2 separate regions of the Homo sapiens genome follow, and region 1 is linked to region 2. Evidence: read pairs that join two places in POLR2A ChIA-PET (ENCODE). Cell type or tissue: GM12878. All regions are shown on one strand. Each heading gives the region's core, and the rest is flanking DNA. Links, peaks and the distances in the headings are about the cores only. Region 1 overlaps ZNRF2 (zinc and ring finger 2). Region 2 overlaps LOC124901607 (a long non-coding RNA gene).

Evidence for each region. ChIA-PET counts read pairs that join two places held together with the same protein. Peaks named below come from ENCODE experiments on the same cell type or tissue, not always from the same donor. Only the 100,000 strongest peaks of a DNase experiment are listed, where the experiment ranks them.
Region 1: POLR2A ChIA-PET joins it to region 2 with 5 read pairs; 6 of 35 experiments call an interaction of 5 or more read pairs at or near these places.

The regions. Positions count from the first base shown.
Region 1 is chr7:30,319,694-30,325,076 of GRCh38, reverse strand. It overlaps ZNRF2 (zinc and ring finger 2), which reads right to left. Exons shown (of 5, transcript NM_147128.4): 2 at 1,340-1,435. Among named protein-coding and RNA genes, the nearest start is that of MIR550B1, 32 kb to the right of the region's middle. RefSeq lists an enhancer at 2,279-2,328. In GM12878, for the core only: no CTCF peak of the experiment used is centred there; DNase peaks (open chromatin) are centred at 2,016, 2,606 and 3,206; H3K4me3 peaks cover 2,583 bases; H3K27ac peaks cover 2,926 bases.
Region 2 is chr7:30,260,817-30,266,199 of GRCh38, reverse strand. The region is part of intron 2 of LOC124901607 (a long non-coding RNA gene); the gene reads right to left. LOC105375218 (a long non-coding RNA gene) reads left to right here. Exons shown (of 4, transcript NR_136267.1): 2 at 2,507-2,576. Among named protein-coding and RNA genes, the nearest start is that of ZNRF2, 21 kb to the left of the region's middle. In GM12878, for the core only: no CTCF peak of the experiment used is centred there; no DNase peak of the experiment used is centred there.

The DNA of each region.
Region 1 (5,383 bases), core at 91-5,090, 59 kb before region 2:
GGAATATCTAGAGATTTTGGTCAGGAAAGAATGGTACAGTCTAAAACACCAGACCTAAAAAAATACCAGTTCGCTCCAGAGCTCACAGACTAAATTTGTATATGGGAGGAAAGACAGAGACACATATGCACTGCATAGGTAGAGTTTTGGGTTTCTCTTAATGACTTTTTTCTCCCATTAGGCATCTATTTACTATTGAATAAACTTTTATTCTCCCTACTCCTCATATATGTTCCCTTCATTTACTCTATACTCTTAAACAAAAAGAAAAAAGTTGCAATTTCAACCATGCTTACTTACTTTTGAAAATGGCCATTATGAACATTACATTTTACTTAGGCTTAACCCAAAAGATTTTATTTCAATGCAGCAGTTCTCAAACTGTGGTCCAAAGAATCTTGTACAGTAGGAGAAGTGGAAGAGCCTTTGAAATCCTTTTAGATTAACAAAGTAAAAACTATTTTCATGGTAACACTAAGTATCTGTTTTTTTGTTTGTTTGTTTTTGTTTTTTTTTCTTTTTTTTTTTGAGACAGAGTCTCACTCTGTCTCCAAGGCTGGAGTGCAGTGGCACAATCTCGGCTCACTACAACTTTCGCCTCCTGGGTTCAAGCGATTCTCCTGCCTCAGCCTCCCGAGTAGCTAGGATTTCAGGTGTGCACCACCACACCCAGCTAATTTTTTTTTTTCTTTTTTTTTTTCTTTTAGTAGAGATGGGGTTTCACCATGTTGGCCAGGCTGGTCTCAAACTTGGGATCTCAGGTGATCTGCCTACCTCGGCCTCCCAAAGTGCTGGGATTACAGGTGTGAGCCACTGTGCCTGGCCATATCTGCCTTTTTCATTCCCATTCTCTCCAGTATAGCAGCAGAGTTTTCCAGAGGACACAAGACGTGCCATATCACAATAAACTGAATGAAGAAGCAGATGTGAGAATTCCTTGTCATGAAGCCTGATATTAAAGAGTTTGTAAAAATCCTGAAAATGCCACTCTTGTCACTAAATATTTTGTCTTAGAAAATTTACTTTTCATTTAAAAGTTGTCAACATAATTATATTTATGTTTAACAAAATAAATTAAAAATTATAAATTCTGTTTTAATTTATGACAAATATGGATAGATATAACCCAAGTAAAGAAAAACTCTTTGAAGTCCTCAGTAATTTTTTGAAGTGTAAAGAAGTCTTGAGATCACAGAATTTGAGAACCACTGCATTAATGCACTAGTAAAAATAGAGAAAACAATGTCCTTCCCTCCTTTTAAATTATACTTGAAACATGAAATTCATAAAATGTAAGTTAATTCTAACTTAAAATATTATTTTAAACCATTGGACTTACCATTATAGGTTATTCGTGGCTTTGTTAAACACATTACAAGATGCAAATCCATTTCATCTGAGGATACAAATTTTGAGCATACAGGGCACTTAAATCCTAAAAAACAAAAGAAACTCAAGTTACTTAACTATTCTGAATATCCAGCTATGGCTTTTAAAAAGCATGGAAAATCAAAAAGCGTTTGAAACTTCAATATTACACTTACTGCATTACACTGTTTATGTGCAACTCAAGTCAGGAAAATTTTGTGATTATAATATCTGACTTTTGTATCAGTTTATGAAGATGATCTCCTCATCAAACAAAACAAGTTAAAATGAGAGGGATGCAGTCCACTACAAACTCCTGTATCTCTCTCTGATGTACTGGTCCAGGTATTCTCGTTTTTAATTTTTTACATTAACCTGTACTCATGATTTCATGTTATTACAAGCTTTGTAATCTGACTACTCTTGTGGAAATTACCTTTACCAACTTGGTATAGTACACTGTGAGTCACAAGTTTTATAGCTAAACAGCACCTTAGACACTATTCTACCTCAATAACCTTAAAATTTTATCTGATGCAGAACGTGAAGCCTTTCAGAACAGCAAAAACAGGTCTAGAATCTAAGACTCCTGACTTCTACTTTAATGGTCTTTCTGCCACACCATGGCACTGAAGTCATAATGAAAACAGAAACTAGCATCAGATCGGGGTACAGGTTTTTGCAGTCAATTTTTGACACTTAAAAATTAGCTAGTTTCCTACATTATTCAATCTGCACTACTAAGTATTTGCCTGAAGTACTCCATTAAAAATAAACTAGCATAATAAAATAGGGACTATTTGATGTATTCAGCTCTGTTCTGCCCCCTCACTTACCAAGGTGAAGTGTCCCATCCCTGCCTTCTTGCTGCTAAGACAGTCCTCAGATATACCATGTTCCCCTGCTGTCCTACTGCTCCCTCCCCTGACACCACTAAGCTGTTTGGAAACCTGAACCCAGATAGCCAACTTATAGTTTGGCTAGGCACAAATCAGAAGTGGAACAAAAAGATGGCATAGGCCAATCAATTTTTTTTTTTTTTGGAAATATGATTAAGAAACAGTGAGAGACTATATTGGCCAGCAGTAAAGAGCTTAAGCAGAAAGGTCAAAAGTAAGTAAAAGAGAGACAGTGGTGTCCATGACGGCTCAGGTGTAAGCTGAACTTACGAGAGAACAGAAACTATAGGCAAGCACAAGAAAGAAGGCCACATGAAGCTAGAGTGTAGACAGGAACAGAAGCACTGTGAGAGACAACTAATAAGATGGGTGGTGAAAGAGACGTTTTGGCAGCTCTCTAGTTCCAACACATGTGTTCTCACAGGAACTGTCCTCCCTTCACTGTGATGTGAAACTCACTGCAACCAAATGAGTGAGGCTAGAATTATACCTCATGCCGAACTTTATAAGGATTGGGAAAAAGATTTTGGCACAGCTAATCCTCCAGGTATTCAATTTCCTAAATGAAATATATGATTTTGTACAATGTTTTTCAAACTGTAGTACATGCATTTTAAAAGAAAGGAATAAAGGTATGTTTACTTCAACTTCTTGAAAACCACCAAAAAGAGAAAGAAAAAAAACAGGAAGGAGGATTCGATTAAAACAAGTTTGTCCAACGCATGGCCTAATGTGGCCCAACACAAATTCATAAACTTCCTTAAAACATTATGAGATTTTTTGCAGTTTTTTTTTTTAGCTGATCAGCTATTGTTAGTGTATTTTATGTGTGGCCCACAGAAGCCAAAAGATTAGACACCCCTAAAAATGAAACTATAAAAAATGTGGCCCAAGGAAGCCAAAAGATTAGACACCCCTAAAAATGAAACTACAAAAAAACTATAATGGCCAAACACAGGCTACATCGAATACTGTGAAACTGATCAACCATGGGGAGAAAGCAGAGATCCTAAAACTGCAACCAGATTTTAAGCATCAACTAAAGAATTCTTGCCTTGAAACTTAAAAAATTTGCTTCCCTGAAGTTAAACTTAGCATAAACGAGGGCAAGAGGCAACTGATTTGAAACATCAGAATCATCTGGGTACTGGCAAACAAACTTAAACAAAAGTGCAATACTGTGAACCTAAAAAGCCTCACTTGAGAGCCATCCAACTGCCTACAAAGTAGAGCCTAAGGGGAAAAACAGTACGTACAAAGAACCACCTGGATTTCTAGTTAAATACAGTGAATTAAACACATGTTTCTCTCTCCTCCCCTCCAAAACCTACTAAAATGAAAATAAATAATATTTAATAAAAATGAGTTAAAGAACTTGAGAGAAGTCGGCAGCAAATGAGAAAAAAAAAATAGATGAAAGCATCAACGGCACGGAGCAAACACAGATCCTGAGTGTCTGCACAAGTAAGCCAATTCTCACTAAATAATTCCCAAAGGACTCAGGCATCTGGAGCTCCATGACTTCCCAACACAGTAGTGATACATGAGGCTAAAATCTAGACTGACTGAAAGACTGAATAAAAAACAGATCCCGAGGTCCCCAATCCATTACATACAGCCAAGCAAATACCATACCCCCACTAGAGCATGAGAATGGAGATTTACTGTGGGGAAAACAACAACAACAACAACAAAGAATATTCGGAATTGAGAATACCAGGCACGGCAACGGGCAGGGAAGAAAATAGAAGAATAAAGATCTCCGAACTGAAAAAGGCCCCACTCCATAGCCTCCATCTCTACTAAGAAATTGGTAGATTCTTCTCTTAAATCAAAAGGTCTCACAGAATGATACATCAAAATCCTTGACTATTAATAAGCCTTATCTTTGCACATAAAGCTTCCAATCAGTTTTTTAAGGCAGCTCTAAGGCATTATGCAACAAAAGAAAAAAAATGTATCATGGTTAAACACATCAGAAGCAAATTCCAAAGACAAATAATGAATTTAAAATATTTGCAATGTATATCAAAAACAAAAGGACAATATCCTTAATATACAAATGCTCCTTGACTTAGGATGGTAAATTGAAAATATCTTCAGTTGAAAATGCATACACCTAAACTACCAAACATCGTAGCTTAGGCTAGCCTACCTTAAATGTGCTCAGAACCCTTTCAATACCGTATTCAATAAATTACATGAGATATTTGGCTCAGCACCACCGAGTTTCATTATGAATATTGCTAGCCCTGAAAAATATTGAAATTCAAAGTATAGTTTCTACAGAATGCATATCACCTCCACACCATTATAAAGTCAAAAATCCTAAGTTAAACATCTATGTAAAGCACTCTTAAAACTGTATACATATATATGATATGCATGTGGGTACTACTAGTATGTATTTACATATTTACTTAACCACAGCCTGTCCATTTCTAAATTCTTTGTTTTGATTCATCCTTGATTCATCTCTCTCTGTATAGTTATCTTTCTATATACCTGAGTAGATTTATTTATAAATGTATGTATCGATAAATTATTTATATAGAGAAATTTCTCTATGTATATATAGAAAGATCTGTATAGAGATCTACATATATAACATATATAGATAATTATTTGGGACACATGGCAGAGGGGTCTTCAGAGCTCTTGGAAAAAAATGGGACTCAAGAAGTGTATTATCTTTAAATACTCAGACTCAGGACTCAACCAACAGATGAATCAAAACAAAGAATTCGTGGTTAAATAAATATATAAACTCACGGACACACAGGTAGTACACACATGCACGATTCTATTTAAAAATAAAAATATGTGTAAACAACTATAGGAATTATCTCTACAAAACAGTACTAAATATTACAAATGTAAACAGTGTGAAAATGATCAAACTAACAAAAACTGGGATGGGAACAGCAGGATCATCTTGGTGTATAAAAGGCCAAGAGAGACTGTGATGAAGAGAGTCAACAGTAGAGATGAACCAGATCATTCTGCTCTTGTTAAACAGAGAAGAAAACATATAGACAATGAATCACTAGTGTCATTAATCCTTCTCTTCTACCCAAAGAACTTTTAGATGGTCACCAGTATCCTACTAAGGTGTC
Region 2 (5,383 bases), core at 199-5,198:
AATACACAGGAAAAAAGCAATTAATAGAAACTGTCTCTGTGGAAGCCCAGGACTTAAGATGTTCCCTCACATATACCCACAATAGTGTTTGACCAAACAGCTAGCCACCCCATGGCTCAGTCAAGATGACACAATTGACCATCACACCTTTTACGAAAAATATGAGGCCGGGCACGGTGGCTCATGCCTGTAATCCCCACACTTTGGGAGGCTGAGGTGGGCAGATCACGAGGTCAGAAGATCGAGACCATTCTGGCCAACAAGGTGAAACCCTGTCTCTACTAAAATATAAAAAATTAGCCAGGCGTGGTGGTGTGTGCCTGTAGTCCCAGCTATTCAGAAGCCTGAGGCAGGGGAATCACTTGAACCCAGGAGGCAGAGATTGCAGTAAGCCGAGATCTCGCCACTGAACTCCAGCCAGGCAACAGAGTGAGACTCCGTCTCAGGAAGAGAAAAAAATGAAACTCATATGGCTATAATAAAAAAAATCAAAAAATAATAGATGCTGGCATGGATGTGCTAACAAGGGAACACTTTAACATTGTTGGTGGGAACGTAAACTACTACAACCACTATGGAAAACAGTGTGGAATTTCCTTTAAAAACTAAAAATAGATCTACCATTTGATCCAGCAATCCCACTACTGGCTATCTACCCAGAGGAAAAGAAGTAATTATACAAAAAAGATACTTGCACACATATGTTTATAGCAGCACAATTCACAATTGCAAAAATATGGAACCAGCCCAAATGCCCACCAATCAACAAGTGAATAAAGAAAATGTGATACACACACACACACCGTGGAATACTACTCAGCCATAAAAAGGAATGAAATGATGGCATTTGCAGCAACCTGGATCCTGGATGAAATTGGAGACCTTTTTTTTTTTTTTTTTTTTTTAGACAGAGTCTTGCTCTGTCACCAGGCTGGAGTGCAGTGGTGTGATCTCAGCTCACTGCAACCTCCGCCTCCCAGATTCAAGCGATTCCCCCGCCTCAGCCTCACAAGTAGCTGGGATTACAGGCACGTGCCACCACACCTGGCTAATTTTTTGCATTTTAGTAGAGATGGGGTTTCACCATGCTGGCCAAGATGGTCTCGATCTCCTGACCTCGTGATCCACCCACCTCAGCCTCCCAAAGTGCTGGGATTACAGGTGTGAGCCACCGTGCCTGGAGAACATTATTCTGAGTGAAGTAACTCAAGAATGGAAAACCAAACATTGTATGTTCTCACTCATAAGTGCGAGCCAAGCTATGATGATGCACAGGCATAAGAATGATAAAATGGACTTTGGGGACTTGGAGAAAAAGGGGGGTAAGGGATAAAAAATGAGATTCACACCCATTAGGGTAACTATTTTTTTAAAAAAAGGATTGATGATGATGGGTAGAAATTAGGACCCTGGTCCATTGCTGGTGGGAATGTAAAATGGTGCAGCTGCTATGGAAAACAGTATGGTGTTTCCTCAAAAAGTTAAACATAGATAAACCATAGAATCTAGCAATTTCTCTTCTAGGTATATGCCCAAAAGAATTAAAAGCAGGGATTCAAACAGATACTCCTACACCCATTTCATAGCAGCACTATTGTCAATAGCTAAAGGGTGGTAACAACCCAACCAACAAGTGCATGGATTTTTAAAATGTAGTATATACATAAAATTGGGTATCATTCAGCCTTTAAAAGGAACGAAAATTCTTTTACATAAATAAAGGATGTATGTGATTTTAATATATATCACAACATTGGTGAACATTGAAGACATTGTGCTTGGTGAAATAAACCAGACACTGAAGAGCAAATATTGCATAACGCAGCTTATAGAATAGACAAATCCATAGAGACAGAAAGTAGAATCGAGGTTGTAAGGCACTTGGGGAGGGAGGAATGGGGAGTTATTATTTCATGGATACAGAGTTTCTGTTTGGGATGATGAAAATGGATAGTGGTGACTATTGCACAACATTGTGAATATACTTAATGTCACTGAATTGTAGACGTAAAAATAGTTGAGGCTGGGTGCAGTGGCTCATGCCTATAATCTCAACACTTTGGGAGGCCAGGGCGGGAGGAGTGCTTGGGTCCAGGAGGTTGAGACCAGCCTAGGCAACATAGTGAGACTCCACCTCTGTTAAAAACAAACAACTAACTAAAAATAGTTAAAATGGTAAAGCGTATGTTATTTTACCACAATAAAAAGGGGAGAAAAGATCTGCGATCTGAAAATCATATATACATATATATGTGTATATATATGAAATTCATGCTTCTTATTAAAAGTTAAAATAGTTGGTAAGTAACATATTCACTGTTAACAGTTTAAACTGCTAGTCAATGTGTGCATGCTTAGTTTGTTGTTGCTATTATTTTGGGGTTTTGCAAATGAGATCAATAGCATGTCCTGATATCTCTCTGTTCCTGTACATATGTAGCTATAAGGTTTAGTACTAGAATACTTAGAGAAAGAAAATCTTATTTTTTTTTCTTTCTGTGTTTAGGAATATTACAGCAAATGAGTCTTCTTTGGTGGTCCAGCCACACCAGCCCTTATACTTCACAGCGTGAGTGGTATGTTAATTGGTGATAAACCCAGAATGATAGTCACGGTAGCAAAGGAGTTGTGGAAGTTAAAGCAGATGTCCCAACCTTCTCCTGAGGATACCTTTAGTGTAGTGTAAAGTGGTGATAGTTTGAGTTGGGAAAGAAAGACCCAGGAGTGGTAGGGGAGGGGAGACGTAAAGAGAAGGGAAGGGAAGGTGAGGCTGGCACTGAAGAGAAACTACTTCTGTTTCTCTCCTTCATTGAGAATTCTGTCTCCAGCCAGGAAGTCAGAGCACAGATGGGAGGTGGGGCATGGAAGCAGTGTTTGTCTTGGATGATAAAGAGGTAAGTTTTGGGTTAACAATTTGCTCAAAGTTGATCCATTAGCTAACATTTGCTATCTCCGGGCAAGGGAACTAGATGGCTGGATGCTGAAGTAAGACTTTATACCATGTGCCTTTTACTTTTGAATTTTGTACCATTTGACTTCACTAAGCCAAATGTTATGAGAGTTTCCCAAGCTAAGGACTTAGAACTGTGTTTTTCATTGTCTGATATAGAGCATAACAGTAGATCTAAACTCAGGGACATTCCCAAGGATCCGAGACATGGAGGGATCCCAACAGATTACTGGGTCTACACGTTGCCTCTAGCCATGGCCCTAACTGTATAGACAAAAAAAAGCAACACATCATGTTAGTTCAACATGTCAGCTCTGCAACAGGCTGCCTGGATTCAAGCTCTGGCCTTGCTGGTCATTAGCCTTGTTACTTTGGGCAAGTTATTTAATCTTTCTGTGACTCAATTTCCACAGTTATAAGTAAGGGATGATTATAATAGTAATAATATTAAGAGCCTAGTACATAAAAGTGTTGCTATTATTGTTGTTGTCGTTGTTATTTTTACTGTCAACGTACCTCAGTAATTGGGGAAAGGGCTCTAGCTTCCTAGTGCTGTATCTTTCCCACCATGCTGCTAATAATACTAATAATAATAATAGCTAACATCTAATGAGCACTTACCATGTTCCAGACACAATCCTGAATTACTTTGCATACATTCACATTGAATCTTTCTTTTCTTTTTTTTTTTTTTCTGAGGCAGAGTCTGGCTCTATCACCCAGGCTGGAGGGCAGTGACGTGAACACGGCTCACTGCAGCATCGACCTCCTGAACTCAAGCGATCCTCCCACCTCAGCCTCCTGAGTAGCTGGGACCACAGGTGCACACTACCAGGCCTGGCTTTTTTTTTTTTTTTTTTTTTTGTAGCAACAGTCTCACTTTATTGCCTAGGCTGGTCTTGACCTCCTGGGCTCAAGCGATCCTCCTGCCTCAGCCTCCCAAAGTGCTGGAATTATAGGCAAGAGACACCACTCCCAGCTCCTCATTGAACCTTCTCCTCATTGAGTCCCATGGAGTAGGAACTATTATTACTTTCATTTTAGAAATGACAAAGCTGAGACTTAGAGAGATGCAGTAACTTGCCCAGAGTCACAGTGCTACTAAGTGGAGGAGTCAGGAATTGAAATCAGATACAGCACCTGAACTTCAACATTGTATTAACAACTCGACAAGCAGAATTGTCAGTTCTCTTAACAAAAAGCAGTTCAAAACGGTCCTCCTCCCCAACCCACTGCAGTTTCCTCTGTATTTCCCCACGCAGTTCCACCATGACATTTTCTACAATTAGCAATAGGAATTGAGTCACTTACTGTTCTTTTTAAAACTGAAAACATCATTATTTTGCTAAATGCTAATAATTATTAAAGCTCTCTATTCTCTCAACTCGGTAGCACAAGCACACCAACCCCACTAAAACCCAAAGCACAAAACGTTCAGGTCAAACTTTTTTTTTTTTTTTTTTTCCGAGACAGAGTCTCGCTTTGTCATCCAGGCTGGAGTGCAGTGGCGCGATCTTGGCTCACTGCAACCTCCACCTCCTGGGTTCACGTGATTCTCCTGCCTCAGCCTCCCGAGTAGTTGGGACTACAGGTGCCCGCCACCACGCCTGGCTGATTTTTTGTATTTTTAGTGGAGACGTGGTTTCACTGTGTTAGCCAGGATGGTCTCAATCTCCTGACCTCATGATCCACCTGCCTCGGCCTCCCAAAGTGCTGGGATTACAGGCACGAGCCACCGCGCCCAGCCAAACTCTTTAGTGTTAAAAAGTTTGGTTATATTATCAAGGATTGGTGTTTTCTAATGAAGACACACCTTCCATAAAGGAGGGTGTTACAGACTGAGTGTTTGTATCCCCCTCACATTTCTAGGTGGAAGTCTTCACCCCCAATGTGATGGTATTGGGAGGTGGGCCTCTGGGAGGTCATTAGGTTTAGATGAGATCTTGAGGGAGGCCCCCATGATGGGATCACTGTTCTTGAGATGGCAGCTTGCTCTCTCCCCACCAAGTGAGGACACAGCAAAAAGGTGGCTGTCTAGAGGCTGTGATGTTGGCCCTCACCAGGAACTGAATCAGCCAGCATCTTGATCTCAGACTTCTCAGCCTCCAGAACTATAAAGAAACACATTTCTGTTGTTTCATCCAGCCAGTCTATGGTATTTTGGTATAGCAGCCCAAGTAGACTAAAACAGAGGGGCTCCCTGAAGATAAAATTCTTTTTTTTTTTTTTTTTTTGAGATGGAGTCTCGCTCTGTTGCCCAGGCTGGAATGCAGTGGCACAATCTTGGCTCACTGCAAGCTCCGCCTCCCATGTTCAAGCAATTCTCTCACCTCAGACTCCCAAGTAGCTGGGAGTACAGGCGTGTGCCACCATGCCCAGCTAATTATTGTATTTTTAGTAGAGATGGGGTTTCACCATGTTGGCCAGGCTGGT